Regions from separate parts of the Homo sapiens genome. Here all the other regions are linked to region 1. A link is a contact called in ENCODE Hi-C or POLR2A ChIA-PET data. All regions are on one chromosome and are shown on one strand. Each heading gives the region's core, a stretch centred on a gene start or an enhancer-like site at or near the end of the contact. The rest is flanking DNA. Distances are from core to core; before and after follow the strand shown.

Region 1 (5,130 bases), core at 1,409-3,908:
AAACTTGCAGAGTCTAGGCAGGGGCACTTCACTTGGAAAGTGTTAGCCAAGATCCAGATAAGCCAGATGGCCTCAAGTTCAAATTATAACATTTTCTTCTCTTCTGTAGCTTTGAAATATCTAAATATTTGGATTAAATACATCAGGATTACTATAAGCACGAAATACTGATCCATCGTGCTTAACAGTGAGAATTGTTGCCATCCCTATATGTTTCATATCACATAATTTAAATGTAATGAAAGGTAAATTTTTAGAAACTGAACCTTTTAGAAAGAAATCTACAGGGTGCTTTCACCTAGGCTATTTCTTTTGATGGGCTACTGGGCAGCTGTTAGTTTCAAATAAACTCAATACTAGATTTGCAACAGATGTTCCTAAAACGGAACAAATAAGAGAATTACTGAATTTCTTACAAAGACAGATTAAACCTGAAAAAATAATTGAGATCTAGCAAGGCAGTCATTAACATGAGGAATGAAATTAAGCATGTTACAAAGAATAATTCAAATGTTTCTCAACTAAGAGGCAAGAGGAAGAGCTCTTTAGTCAGTTTTGTTTTTCTTTATTCATCCGTTCAACAGACACTTATTACTGAGTTTCATTTGGTGCTATTCCAATTTGTTGCCGTCTTCTTAAATTATACACATGGGAATGTTAAAACTACAGCTTGTCTGCACTAATGCATTTTATTAAGTAAAATTTCACCATGCCATGGAATCATCATTGCAGAAGTTCATGGACTCACAGCCACAATTTCTTTAAGGTTTTCTCATTTCCATATAGCAGATTCTTTTTTTTTGTATAATGTTTCAACATTACTTTAATAGCAAAATCTCAAAATAGTGAAATAGCAAAATTCACTAATAGCAATTTATGAATAGCAATTCACTAAGCAAAATTCACAAAATAGTGAAATAGCAAAATCTCAAAATAATAGACACTAGGTATCTGAGAGTAGAAGAAACTGAGATTTCTCTTTTACTTTATCCAACTGTATTTAAATTTCTCATTTACTTGTCTATAACCTCCAGCAGATTGTAAACCTCCATAGCCCAGTGACCTTCTTTGCTCTTTCAATATTGTCATCTCAGTTCTTAACATAACAGCTGGCATTGAGGGAACACTTAAAAGAAGAAGAAATATTTGCTGAAAATTATAGAGGAACACAGGCAGGTATAAAGGCAGACAATAACTCATTTTCTTCTCTGCTCATTTGCCGGGTGATAGACACCAGTTGTATACAAATGATGGAAAGGGCTCTAAGGGTTATAGTTTAATTAATTTAATTTAGTTAACTCTGTATCTAGTGTAGTTCTCAATTTTTTTGTCCTAAATGCAAAGAAGACACACCTATTCTTACCTACCACTTGCCTCTAAAACAAAAACCTAAACTATTAACTCACTAAATAAACATATAAAAAAGGCCCAGATGTAACTAATCACCTATTGCTAATGTAAAACAAAACTGAAATTTGTCTTCTTTTTATCATTTCTGGGCCAAATGGTTTCAATATGTAAAATGCATAAAACAATGCCTGGCAGATAGTAAGCACTGATATGTATTTGTTATCATTACCAATCTCATCATCATTACTTCTGTATCTTAACTGACCCTTCTGGCTGTTTAGATAAAACCCCAATTCTATCTGGAGCCCTAACAACAGTACACCAACCCACGTTCCACCATGAAACTCTCTTCCACGAGGCAAGGTTTATCAGATAAGACTGCATGGATAAAAAGCCAAAAAAAAAAAAAAAGTCTGACTTTCTATTACTCTTTCAGGAGAGGACCAGGTCACATCTCTTATTGCCACAAGAACCACTAAAATATCCTGGCTACTGGAAGTTGCTTTAGGGAGTGAAATGGGGGCTGAGAGTGGAAATGGTGCTGCAGAAAGTATAGAAGACAATCTAATAGAATTCTATGTGTTTTCTAATTATATCAATGAACTGATTGCAATACCTGGTTTATTCATTGCAAAAAAAAAAAGAGTGTTTTATGGCTAGAGCATGAGATAGAGCTGAAAAGAATGAGATAAAGTCATACTCATTTATTCCACTTCCTTTGAGTTTCTAGAGAAAACTTCGAATTTAAAAAGTATGGTGAACTAAATATTTTCAATAGCCCTTGAACAATAAGATCCTAAATGCTGAATCAAATATAAAATTTTATTTTAAATGCATTGCTGGGAATATATGAAAACAAGAAAAATCAAGCTCCTACCCTTCCCAGGCCCAAAATATGGAGAAAACAAACCGAAAAAGGTAAGGATACCCTGAGACACAATGCCTTTCCTAGAAATGAGAGATAAGAGTCTTTATTCTGGGCCAGTGCCTTTCAAAATAAAACCTAAATAGAAAATTCATAGATTATGAAAGACATCTCAGAATTAATAAAAAATAAGAATCACTAGAATGCTTTCGCTTGTTTTATCTCTGCAAGTCTCTCAATATTTATTGCATCATCCAATACTCTGAAAATTGAGAGTATGTGTTGGGTAGATTAACTGTTTGTACAAAGCTCAATGGAATGTTAAAGGAACAAAGATCGTGCCTACAGGTGTGGTTGATGACATACCACCAAGAAAATGTAGAGGTTAAGAACTCAAAATTCTTGGGAGCTTGTTTTTGCCAAGGAATGTGGGCGCAGTATTTGGAACTGCCAAGTTATGCAGCTGAGAGGTCTGAGGTTGACTTCTAGTTCAGTGTGATAATAACCTCATAATAAAATCCCAGGTTTTATCTATGAGACTCAGAATGCTTATGGATAACCAAATGCAAGCCACTTAAGGTTTCCCTTTACCTCTTAACAAAGTGAGCTTTCATCCAATTTGCATACCTCTATTTTAACAACGTAAAGAGCTTCACAAAATCAATTGCTATATTTTCATTCTATTTTTACTATATTTAACATGCTGGCCACGTGAGGTGGCTCACGCCTGTAATCCCAGTACTCTGGGAGGCTGAGGTGGGTGGATCACTTGAGGTCAGGAGTTCGAGACCAGCCTGGCCAACATGGTGAAACCTCATCTCTACTAAAAATACAAAAATTAGCTGGGTGTGGTGGCGCACACCTGTAATCCCAGCTACTCAGAAGGCTGAAGCAAGAGAATCACTTGAACCCAAGAGGCGGAGGTTGTAGTGAGCCAAGATGGCACCACTGCACGCCGGCCTGGGTGACAGAATGAGACTCTGTCTCAATAAATAAATAAATGAATAAATATAGTTATATATCTATATGCTGGATTTGATTATTGATTAATTATGGATTTGATCCTTGTCTCACAACGTATTATGTAAAGGTAGCACCATTCCTTATTTCTCTTTGTACATATTTGAATCTAACATACTGATTTGCACATAAAAGATATTCAAAAAGAGTTATTGATCTAGAAGACATTAAGATGCTCTTTCTGAAATAACAGTTTGAGTCAACGTGCATCTTCAATCTAGAAATTTTCTTTCTTGTCTATCCACAGTTATCTCTTACTTTCTTAGTCACAGCGCTTGAGTGCATTGTGACAGTAAATGCGTTAAATTGTATCTAAAGACAGAAAGTAAAATATGAAGAGCCAATAAAATTTCAAAAGTTTAGTGAGGCACAATGGGCCCAATTCAAGAGAGAGGCTGAGCAAGTTAAAGGCTTTGTTGGGAGCAAAGTGTGCATTCATATAGCAAACTCTGGCCAAGGTAATTACCTGTTTTGGACAGGCACACTATTCCCTGGAGGCTGCTTCACTCACCCGGACTTGACTCAACTTTGGATAAGTTCCAGTATAAATATTCCCACAAAAAATCAGGCAGAGGGAAACATCTCAGTGTTTTTTAAGAATAAAGGGGTCTGACTCTCAGTTTTATATCTCTTTATTTTTGCTGATCAGCACCCAGCACACTGACCTCTGCATTACTCATCAGCATTACTGCATTACTCAGGTGCAACTGAAAGGAGACCACACTACCGCTTCCGTACCACCTTCTGAGTTCCCTGCCAAAATTTACTTCTTTTTTAACTTGGAAGTCTCAAATGTTCTCATTTAATGTGTTGATGACATCACACTTAAGGGTGGTATGGCTGGCGGGACATTAAATAAATTACACTTTATAAGGTACCTAATGTGCTAATACTGGGAGGGCTAAGTTGAGCCCCCTGCCATCAAAGTTCCTATCTGGATCTCAGAAATGAACCAAGAACCTTAGAGAAAATTCCTCCCTGTTAACTTATTAAGCATATTTCACCATTGTTCTTCAGACAAAGAGGAAAATATTAGGTTATATAGTATTTATTGTGCGTAAGACCACACACGAAAATACACACATAATCTTACTTTCTAGAAGATAAGCAGAAGAAGAGAGGTTTTCATTTCTGAATTTAAGGAGATGAGATTGAGATCTTCTATATCAGAAAGTTTAAAGTGACATTTTTGCATGTCTTAGTCCATTTAGACTGCTGTGACAAAATACCTTAGACTGAGTGGTTATAAACAACAATAATCAATTTCTCATAGAGTCTGGAAAGTCTAAGATCAAGGCACAGCCAGATGAGGAGACGGCCTCTTCTGGTTCATAGATGGCACCATCTAGCTGTGTCCTCCCAGGGTGGTGGAAGGGGCAAGGCAACTCTCTAGAGCCTGTTTTATAAGGGCACAAATCTCATTCACGAGGGTTCTGTTCTCATGACCTAATCACCTACCAAATACCCCACGTCCTAACACCATCACACTGATCATCAATCAGGTTTTAACATATTAATCTGGGGAGGACACAAACATTTAGACCATAGCATTGAATTAACTATAGATGTGTTAAGTAATTATATTAACATGGTACAAACAACTTCAGTTTAACATTGCTAGTGATTCCATGTGGATACCATGTACCTTCTTACATCATGTGATAAGGAGGACATTTCGCCTCTGTGGTATTCTTTCCAAAACCCCATAGCTCCATTCTAATCATGAGAAAAATGTCAGAAACATCTATATTGGGGGACATTACACCAGATAGTTGGCCAGTATGCCTCAAGGTCATCAAAAACAAGGAAAAACTAGGAAACAGTCACAGACCAAAGGAGACTGGAGAGACATAGCAACCAAATGTACTGTGGTATGCTGAAATGGATCCTAGAAA
Region 2 (5,130 bases), core at 768-3,267, 320 kb before region 1:
GGAACAGTTTCATCCTAAAGCCATCTCCGCCTACCCCCTGGTCCATGGAGAAATTGTTTTCCATGAAACTGGTCCCTGGTGCCAAAAAGTTTGGGGACTACTGCTTTATAGTCTGTCTAGTTCTGTACATTGGCCTATCTTGCACCTTTAGTGGATTTTTATCTATGCATGATTTTTGTAACATCATGATTTGTTATTTGGAATATATTGGTTCACTCTTTTACATGGTTCTTCCAAATGTACAGTGAAAAATGCCACTGTACACTTACGAGAGAATGAGCTTTTACACACAAATAATGTACTAGCATTATGCCAAAATTATTTGACTCACAGACTCTGTGAAAGTGTCTCAAAGACCCACAGGGACCCATGCTACTAGAGAGCAGCTGCTCTATGGCATCATCATGGCCTTTTTTCTCGACACTATTTAATAAACACTGTTTAAACTCTCTATTGCCCCTTCTACTCTCACAAGTACCTTCATATCACCACTTTGACCTTCTTTTGATTTACCATATACAGGTATTTCTCATTTCAGAAACTTTGTTACTTCTACTTGACTTCTAATAAAGCTTTAGTTTAGATGCTCCTTTTCCCAAGAATCCTACTCTGACTTTCCTTAATTTGGGTTAGGTATCTTGTCTTAGATATTACTCAAATTAATAACTTTTTTTTTTTGAGACGGAGTCTCACTCTGTCGCCCAGGCTGGAGTGCAGTGGTGTGATCTCGGCTCATTGCAACCTCGCCTCCCGGGTTCAAGAAATTCTCCTGCTTCAGCCTCCTGAGTAGCTGGGATTACAGGTGCCCGCCACCACGCCTAGCTAATTTTTGTATTTTTATTAGAGACGGGGTTTCACCATGTTGGTCAGGCTGGTCTCGAACCCCTGACCTTGTGATCCACCCGCCTCGGCCTCCCAAAGTGCTGGGATTACAGGCGTGAACCACCGTGCCCAGCCCTCAAATTAATAACTTATTTATTTGAAATTTCTAAGTAGATTAAAACCTTTAGGGACAAGAACCATAACCATCTCAAAAAGTATTTGACAGATACTATATTCTTCATAAATCTTTTTTTTCATTGTAACAAATATTTCAAAATAATGATATGGAACTGCAGGTAATGAGATGGGTTTCTACTGCATTAAATTCGATTTTTATCGGTCTATATTTGCAGTATTGAAGTAACTCAAGCCTGTTACGTGGAATTTTATCTTTGTAGGCAAAAATAAACTTTCTGCTAAAACTTTCCATTCTTCAAGGGACAGTTCAGGTTTCACTTCCTCTAAAACAACAATAAGTGTTTCTGATCACCTCTGTCTAACAACTATCGCTCATTCTTTTAAACATATGTAGCCCTAAAGTATTCTTATACTGCTCATTTGGCAACTTGCCACGTGTTCTTTATCTTGGAGTGCTGGTTACTTTGGGTCCATGTTTTCCCCACAAGTTCTGAGCTTCTCAAGAGTAGTGACCATGTCCTCTTTACTTTTGGAGCCTCCCTATACATTTCACATTTTCTTGGTACACAGCAGATGTTTAGTAATTGATTTTGATTTATTGGCTTTTTTTGTCATTGGAATCTCAGTCTTCTCTAAAGGACTGTTACGAAATATTTTATTGGTGATTTTTTAATTTGCAGTACAGCCTTTCTTTAAACTTGGATCTGGAGAACCTACATACACAATGAAGCAATTGTACATATAAGAAGAAAAGCACATCCAGTTCAAAGTCTTCTTGGGCACTCCCTGGTTATATTGTACAGGACTGTGACCCCAAATAATACATACTTTTTGAAAACATCTGAATTAGTAAGGAATAGTTAAAAGTGACAGAAACAAAATTTAAAATAACTTAAAAAGGAAATTTATCGGCTCATATAATTGCGAAGTCCATGGGTGGAGATGTTTGTATTTAAGCCTGACTAACTCCAGAAGCTCAAACAATGATATCAGCTTATCCGTCTTGTGGTTCTGTTTGTATTTGTGTTTCTCTTCCTGATGGCATCATTCTCTCATGCCTTAGACAGGATCTCAAAGAAGCTTACTCAGTGCTTGGTGCTTACAGCCTACAATCCACAAGGCAGAGACACATCGTCTCTCCAGCATCCAAATTTGAAATCTTGGTGGAAGCATTCTAACTGGTCCAGCTTAGTTCATGTGATCATCATTTGGACCAATTACTAAAGATAAAATGCTGGAATACCATGATGGGATAACTCTCAGCCCTATATGCACCAGTGTCATTCACAGGCTAGCCATAACCGTATGAGTTGGGTGGGGTGGTGTTGTAAAAGCCTGACAGAAGTTGATGTGCTGGACAGAAAAAGATTCTAGGTATCAACTATGCCTGGGTTCAAAGATTTCTCTGCAATAATATTAAATAGGTACTTGGTTAATGCAAGGAATATGTAAAGTTGGAAACAAAATAAAACATGTATTTGGGTTATTCAGATGGGAAAAACATTGGTTACTTGGAGGGGAATATTGTATTTCCTCTTTTAAAAGTAACTAAATTCTAATTTGGAAGAGAGATGTGTATTTACCATCATATTAGCTGTGGAATGTAGGCAAATTATTTACCCTTTCTGAGTTTCAGTTTCAGATCTAGAGATCAGTAGTTTTTAACTTGGGCTACAAATTAAAATCACTTGGGGGAGCTCTTAAAAGGAGCTCCTATCAGGAGACGCCCAGGCCTCACGCTAGACAACTTAAGTCAGTGTCTGGGATAGGGATTCAACGTGATTACCTTTATAAATCCAAAGGTCATCCTAATGTATTCCCAAAGGTGAGAATCATTTCTCTAAATTCTTTCATTCCTTTGGTATACGATACATGTATTAGTTGTAAACTATGTTATTTATATTTACTGGGTTTGGGGTTGTTTCTGTGTCAACCATGTCTTCTATTTTCTGGGTTCTGATGCTTTGACATCTGGGCCCTTGTTGACTCTGGAAGGACTCCCTGCCAAGGTTGATCAATTCCAAGAGATGGTAAACAATTTGCTCTTGAGCTCTTTTCAAATACCAACCAACCAACTCAGAGCCCATGCCCCAACCACCACCTCCTTTACCAGACTCTTACACTCCAAGACACTATCCACCTGCCCTAATCACCCAAGATCAGGTACCAGAAAACCAAGGACAGCCGACAGCCACTATGTCCTATAGCCACTATGTCCTAAATATGCTAAACTTATTCAAATGATCCAGTCCTAAACCTGCTTACCCTCTTCACCTGTTCTTTCCCAGGAAATCTCAATAATTGCTCTTGCCCACAGTTTCCCCTCCCTCTGCCTCCTGAATGACCGAGGTGTTTCCCCGTGTGGCCCTTTCATAACATGGTCAACCCCCTTTTTCTTTTTTTATCTTTTTCAAATTTTTATTTTACTTTAAGTTCTGGGATACATGTGCAGAACGTGCAGGTTTGTTACATAGGCATACGCATGCCATAGTGGTTTGCTGCACCTATCAACCTGTCATCTAGGTTTTAAGCCCCACATGCATTAGCTCTTTGCCGTGATGCTCTCCCTCCCCTACTCCCCAGCCCTCCAATAGGCCCTGGTGTGTGTTGTTCCCCTCCATGTGACCATGTGTTCTCATTGTTCAATTCCCACTTAGGAGTGAGAACATGCTCAAATTGTATTTCCCGTTCTAGATCCTTGAAGAATCCCCGCACTGTCTTCACAATGGTTGAACTAATTTACCTTCCCACCAACAACGTAAAAGCATTCTTATTTCTCCACAACCTCACCAGCATCTGTTGTCTCTTGACTTTTTAGTAATCGTCATTGTGACTGGTGTAAGATGGTATCTCATTGTGGTTTTGATTTGCATTTCTCTAATGATGTTGAGATTTTTTCCATATGTTTTTTGGTCGCATAAATGTCTTATTTTGAGAAGTGTCTGTTCATATCCTTTGCCCACTTTTTCATGGGGTTGTTTTACTCTTGTAAATTTAAGTTCCTTGTAGATTCTGGATATTAAAATTTTGTCAGATAGTTAGATTGCAAAAATGTTCTCTCATTTTGTAGGTTGCCTGTTCATTCTGATGATAGTTTATTTTGCTGTGCAAAAGCTCCTTAGTTTAATTAGATCCCATTTGTCAATTTTAGCTTTTGTTGCAATTGCTTTTGGTGTTTTTTTCATGAAATCTTTGTCTATGCCCATGTCCTCATTTATTGCCTAGATTTTCTTCTAGGGTTTATATGGTTTTGGGTTTTACATTTATGTCTTTAATCCATCTTGAGTTAATTTTTGCATAAAGTGCAAGCAAAGGGTCCAGTTTCAGTTTCTGCATATGGTTAGCCAGTTTTCCCAGCACCGTATATTAAATAGGAAATCCTTTGCCCATTGCTTGTTTTTGTCAGGTTTTTGTCAGGTTTGTTGAAGATGGTTGTAGATGTGTGGTGTTATTTCTGAGTTCTCTGTTCTGTTCCATTGGTCTGTATGTCTGTTTTGGTACCAGTACCATGCTACTTTGTTTACTGTAGCCTTGTAGTATAGTTTGGAGTCAGGTTGCCTCATGCCTCCAGCTTTGTTCTTTTTGCTTAGGATTGTCTTGGCTATATGGGCTATTTTTTGGTTCCATACGAAATTTAAAGTAGCTTTTTTTTTAATTCTGTGAAGAATGTCAATGGTAGTTTGATGGGAATAGCATTGAATCTATAAATTACTTTGGGCAGTATGGCCATTTTCATAATATTGATTCTTCCTATCCATGAGCATGGAATGTTTTTCCATTTGTTTGTGTCCTCTCTTATTCCCTTGAGCAGTGGTTTCTAGTTCTCTTTGAAGAACTCTTCTCTTTGAAGAGGTCCTTCACATCCCTTGTTAGCAGTATTTAGTATGAAATTTCAGTATGAAACTGAAACTCAGAAACTCGGGTATTTTATTCTCTTTGTAGCATTTGTGAATGGGAATTTATTCATGATTTTGCTCTCTGCTAGTCTATTGTTGGTGTATAGAAATGCTTGTGATTTTCGCACACTGATTTTGTATCCTGAGACTTTGCTGAAGTTGCTTATCAGCTTAAGGAATTTTGGGGCTGAGACAATGGTGTTTTCTAGATATAGGGTCATGTCATCTGCGGAGACAATTTGACTTCCTCTCTTCCTATTTGAATACCCTTTAT
Region 3 (5,130 bases), core at 1,787-4,286, 270 kb after region 1:
TTGGGTGATGCTGGCTGTCAGCTAAGACTTCAGGTAGGCTGCCAGCCAACCTACACGTGGCCTCTCCTCCACATAAGTGGAACAGGGCTTCCTCACAGCACTGAGGCTGGGTTCTAAGCATGAGTATCCCAAGAAAGCAAAGACAGGAGAAAACGTCACCTAGGTCCAAAGGGAGGAAACAGACCTCCCAATGTGGGTACTGTCAAGATCACATTGCAAGAAGAGTGTGTGGGAGAAGAGAACACTGCAGTCTTCTTCAGAACATATAACCTGCCACACATCCCAAGTAGTATTCTATATCCACCTGCCTATGCCTGAAACTGACACCACCATAAAAGGAGCAACCTGTGATGATAAAGCATTCCCTCAGCAGGATTTATTAGTTTAGTTTAAAAAATTTCAAATAGCACTTTACACCTGGCAAATCCCCTTCAGGGTATTCACAATCTCCCTGTGTGGTTGTTATTCTCCCACTACTCTATAAATGAAAGGCCGGAAATTCAGAGAAGTTATATGAGTTCAGCAGACACCTTTGGGAAGTTAAGGATAGACTCACAATTTGAACTCAGAACTTCAGACTCTAAAGCCTATATTATTTTCACACTTCCTTTCAAGTGAAAATAGGTTTATCTAATAACAACCAATAAATACCAAATGAATTAACAAATGGATAAACACTAGACTCTGAAATTATTTTAGCAGAAATTCTAGCATTTATCAGAGTCCTGTGGAAATGGGACACTAACTAGGTTAGCTCTGATGAAACAAGAACATCTTTTTAGAGAGTGAGCCTGAAGAGATGCCTTGGTAGAAACCCTGAAAGCCAACGCCAACTAAGATGGGGAGGGACTCTGTCAATGCTGAAGTTAAAATTGTGGGTGCCCCCCAAACTTTGCCGCAAAAAGCCTGTGAGGGTGGGCATTTTTCTTTTTTTCCATTTTCAATAATAACGTAAAGATGCCACAGACAATTTAAATCATTCCCAATTGTGACATAGATAAACTCTTCTAAGAGGATTAAATATTCTTGGAACACTGAAATAGCTGGTTTTCACATTTAATTCTTGGAGTCATTTTTCCAACTGCAGCCTGTTAATTAAAGTATAGCTTGTCTAATCTAGAATATGAATGATTTCTTATCTTCTGTTCCCAGCACGACTCCCCAGTATTATTGTAGGAGACATCAGATTAAACTTGAGAAAAATAATCTGTATCATTTTCAGAATTAAAAATCTTGGAAATTAATTCTCTGAATATTAGTTCTACCTCAATGACATTGCCCAATGAAAAGAGAACGAATAATTTAAGATTTCACTATTACCTTTAAAATGTAGTTAGGAAGTAATAAACGAAGAAGTAAATTCTCAGTTCCGCAAATGTTCCAAGAATTGGCAGAGTAGGCATAACACTAAAAATCTTCAAGTTCTAAATAGATGTAAATCAATATGGAAGAATAAAGAATAACTTTTAGATTTCCAGACTACCACTATTTTTCCCTAAAACTTTTCTTTCAGTGTCCTTGCTTTGCCATTAAAAGTTCTCTAATGTTAAATGGGTTGAATAACCATCATTTATATCATTTCAGTATTTATAAATCTGTCCCAGATAGGTACTGGAGCACAGAGGCCAATTCATATTTCATATAATTCAACATATTCCTTTTTATTTCTCTAACAGAAAAATAGTAACTCCCAGGCTGTAATCTCCTTTTTAAAATGGGCCATTAATGATTTACAAGGGTGGTTTTTGTTTTTTGTTTTATATTTTTTTTAAAAGGAAGAGAAAACCTTTCATGAGTAGTCTTCCAGGCTGGCTTTTTCCAAGAACTAATATGAAAAAGGTATAAAATATGGTGAATAAGAAAAGCCCAAGCCCAACCTCTCCTCTTGGCATTCTGGTCCCTTTAAAATCTGTTCTTTACTTGCTTTTTCTATCACTTCTTTCCCACCACCCCCTATCCTTCCTTCTTCAGCTCAAGAGAATTCTTCTCCAAATCCTTTCTGGACCAATGTGTGAGTCATTCTCTTCTGCTTCTCCATTTATGAGACCGCTACTCCTCCTCCAAGGTCCAAATCAAACACTGTCCTTGGCTGAAACATCCTCTAATCCACCCAGGGGTTGATAATCACTCTAACCTCACCTAACAAATATAATACAACACTTATTTCATTCTGGTTTTTAAGTGAAATCAGGCTTATTAGGAAAGTAATAAAGAATGGCCACTCCATAGGCAGAGCAGCCTCTGGTTGAATTTTAAGTGGTCATTCTTTACACATCTGCATCCCTAAATGAGTTGCAAATTGCAAACTCCCTGAGGAAGGAAGCCCTGTATTGTTCCATGGTTATATCCTTTCACAATGCATAGAATAGCTTAAAGGAAGCTCTCAATTTTACTAAAAATAGCTGATATTTATTGATCACATACTACTTATCAGTCTTAGTTAAGCATTTAAAGCACTATTTCAATTAATTTTCACAAGAGCCATATGTATAAATATCATCTTTCACACTTTATAGAGGAGGAAATGAGATCACAGCATTTAAGGAGCTTTCCCGTCATGCAGTTAGAGACACTAGGATTTGAACCTGAGTATTTGGATTCCACAGCCTAAACCCCTACTCTCTACTTTCCACTTGATAGTTTAAATGAATTAATTTAATTTAAAGAAATTCAAGAATAGCATAGATTATTCATTAAAAATGAAGTTGTAGAATGGGCGGAAGAAGTAGTTCTGTTACCGGTAGAGGGTCTTGACTCCAAGTTGGCCAGGTTCTTGGCATTTTGAACAAAGAATTGGACAAAACACACAGCAAAGCAAGGAAAGAATGATACAACAAAAGCAGAGACTTATTGAAAGTGAAAGTACACTCCACAGTGTGGGAGCCGGCAGCGGCAGCAGCTCAAGGGCCTGGATATAGAATCTTCTCAGGTCCAAATACCCCCTAGAGATTTCCCATTGGCCACTTTGTGTTCACCTCATGTAAATGAAGCTGTGGCCCTCAGAGACTAAGGTGAAGTTACAAAGTTGAACGTCTATGCAAACAAAGACTTTGCTGGCGATCAGTCTGATTGGTTGCTATCTGCAACCAATCAGAGGCTGACGTTACAAAGTTACACTCCTATGCAAAAAGCAACCAATCAGAAGTACTTTCAATTTCCCATCTGCCATGCAGAAAACGTGGGGGTTTGCAAAGGGAGTAGCCCCTGGTCCTTTTGTTACTTAGATGTGCAAAGTTAGGGTTTTCCATTCAATTTAGTTCTAGGAAGTCAGTGTGAAATGGCCTTAGGTTCCCTGACTCCAGACCCTATTCTCCTGCCTCTCTTCCATTTGCTTATGTATTATTTTTGTTGTCTAAAACATAAATGAGGAGTCTCTGGAATTTCATCTTTCATAAGCCAACACCTCGATTTTCTTAAAACAGATTTTTTTTCTTATACATTAGTCAAAGTAAATTCATCTTCCCTTATATCATGACACCACCAGGAGTATTAGCAAAGCATAATAGCAATTGTCTTACTCAGATGTACAATCATAGAACATAAAAGATAAAACATTCTTCCTTTTAAATTCCTTATAACTCTCAAGTGATAAATAAGGGAGTAAATTTGGATCAAAAGAAGGGTTCAAGCTATATCTATACAGCCAAATCACTAAGTCATACGTCCAACAGGCTAATTATTATGTATTTTTTAAATATTTTACCATTCATATTGGCCAAATCAATGTAATTGATTCATAAATGCCAGCAATCCCTGTGTTGGGAATGATTTTTCCATTTATCTACTGATGCGCAAAGTCCTAGAACAAGAGATAAATTAAGAAACATTCAACTTTCTTGTCTCTCCAATCCCTTCTCAACATTGTTGCTGGCTTTCTGAGACACAACCTTAAGTGAAAAGAAGTGAACTTCGACCCATACCTTTCACCTTATCCATAAATTAACTCAAAATGGATCACAGACCTAAATGAAAAACCTAAACTATACACAGATTTCCAAAAGAAAATTTAGAAGAAAATATTTACAGCCTTGCTTAGGTGAAGATTTTAGAAAATATACCCAGAGGTTGTAGTGAGCCTGGGTGACAGAGTGAGACTCCATCTCAAAAAACAAACAAAAAAGAAAATATACCAAAAGCTGGACCACAAAAGAAAAAAGTATAAACTGGACTTATCAACATGAAAAGCTTCTACAAGACACTGTTGAGAGAATAAAAAGATAAACCACAGACTGGAAGGAAATATTTGTAAAATACATATAAGGGACTTGTATGCTGAATATATAAAGAACTCTCAAAACTCAACAATAAGGAAAAATAAAACTGGGCAATAGATTTCAACACACACTTCACCAACAAAGATATATGGATGGCAAAACACACACACACACACACACACACACACACACACACACACACGAAACGTTTTCAATATCACTAGTCATTTGGCCAAAAAAAAAAAAAAAGTAAAACCACAGTGAGATTATCATTTCATATCTATGAAAATGGCTCCATTTTTTTTAACTGACAATATCAAGTGCTGACAAGGATACAGAGTAACTGGAACTCTCATATGTTGCTAATAGGATTGGAAAAGGGTACAAGTACCTTTGGAAAACAGTTTGGCAGATTCTTACAAAGTTAAACATATACTCTCCAGTGACCCAGTAATTGTACTCCTAGACATTTACCCAAGGGGAATGAAAAAGTTATATTCGTAAAAAGCCTGTACCTGAATGTTCATAGCAGCTTTCTATTACCAAAAAGTGAAATTACCAAAAAGTGAAAGTAAACCAAATGTCCTTTGATTGTTGAATGGATTAAAAGCCTGTGGTATATCCATGCCATGGACTACCACTCGGTAATAGAACAGACTACTGGTATACATACTAAATGGATAAATCTTAAATATATTATGCTAAGTGAAAGAAGTCAGAATCAAAAAGCTATATGTGTTATTGTGTTCCTATGACATTTTAGAAAAGGCAATGCCACAGGAACAGAAAACAGATCACTGGTTGCCCGGGACAGAGGAGAGCTGACTTCAAAGGGAGAGCCTGGGGGACTCTTTTGGGATGGTGGAACTACTCTATATTTGTCTAAAGGGGTTGCAATATGACTTATGCATTTGTC

Evidence for each region. A loop is a pair of places that touch in the nucleus more often than their neighbours do. ChIA-PET counts read pairs that join two places held with the same protein, here RNA polymerase II (POLR2A). Pooled maps may share reads with other maps.
Region 2: a map of PC-3 shows a loop between it and region 1 (9-fold over the local background). The contact joins two enhancer-like sites. A Hi-C loop is called at or near these places in 6 of 168 maps with a recorded cell type or tissue (Calu3, MCF 10A, PC-3 and 3 more) and 3 of 50 pooled maps. POLR2A ChIA-PET finds 5 or more read pairs at or near these places in 2 of 52 experiments (MCF 10A and endothelial cell of umbilical vein).
Region 3: a pooled map shows a loop between it and region 1 (1.9-fold over the local background). The contact joins the promoter of LINC02450 here to the enhancer-like site in region 1. A Hi-C loop is called at or near these places in 2 of 168 maps with a recorded cell type or tissue (PC-3 and mammary epithelial cell) and 3 of 50 pooled maps. POLR2A ChIA-PET finds 5 or more read pairs at or near these places in 1 of 52 experiments (MCF 10A).

The regions. Positions count from the first base shown.
Region 1 is chr12:42,959,044-42,964,173 of GRCh38, reverse strand. No RefSeq gene overlaps it. Among named protein-coding and RNA genes, the nearest start is that of LINC02461, 190 kb to the left of the region's middle. RefSeq lists an enhancer at 2,356-3,555. Within about 2 kb of position 2,658, at least 6 of the 41 ENCODE cell types and tissues checked have a DNase peak (open chromatin) inside an H3K27ac peak, as active enhancers do; they include PC-3, PC-9, endothelial cell of umbilical vein and 1 more, where a contact is called at or near this core.
Region 2 is chr12:43,274,663-43,279,792 of GRCh38, reverse strand. No RefSeq gene overlaps it. Among named protein-coding and RNA genes, the nearest start is that of LINC02461, 120 kb to the right of the region's middle. Within about 2 kb of position 2,017, at least 4 of the 41 ENCODE cell types and tissues checked have a DNase peak (open chromatin) inside an H3K27ac peak, as active enhancers do; they include PC-3, PC-9 and endothelial cell of umbilical vein, where a contact is called at or near this core.
Region 3 is chr12:42,690,122-42,695,251 of GRCh38, reverse strand. It overlaps LINC02450 (long intergenic non-protein coding RNA 2450), which reads right to left and starts at 3,036. Exons shown (of 4, transcript NR_135028.1): 1 at 2,976-3,036; 2 at 1,321-1,424.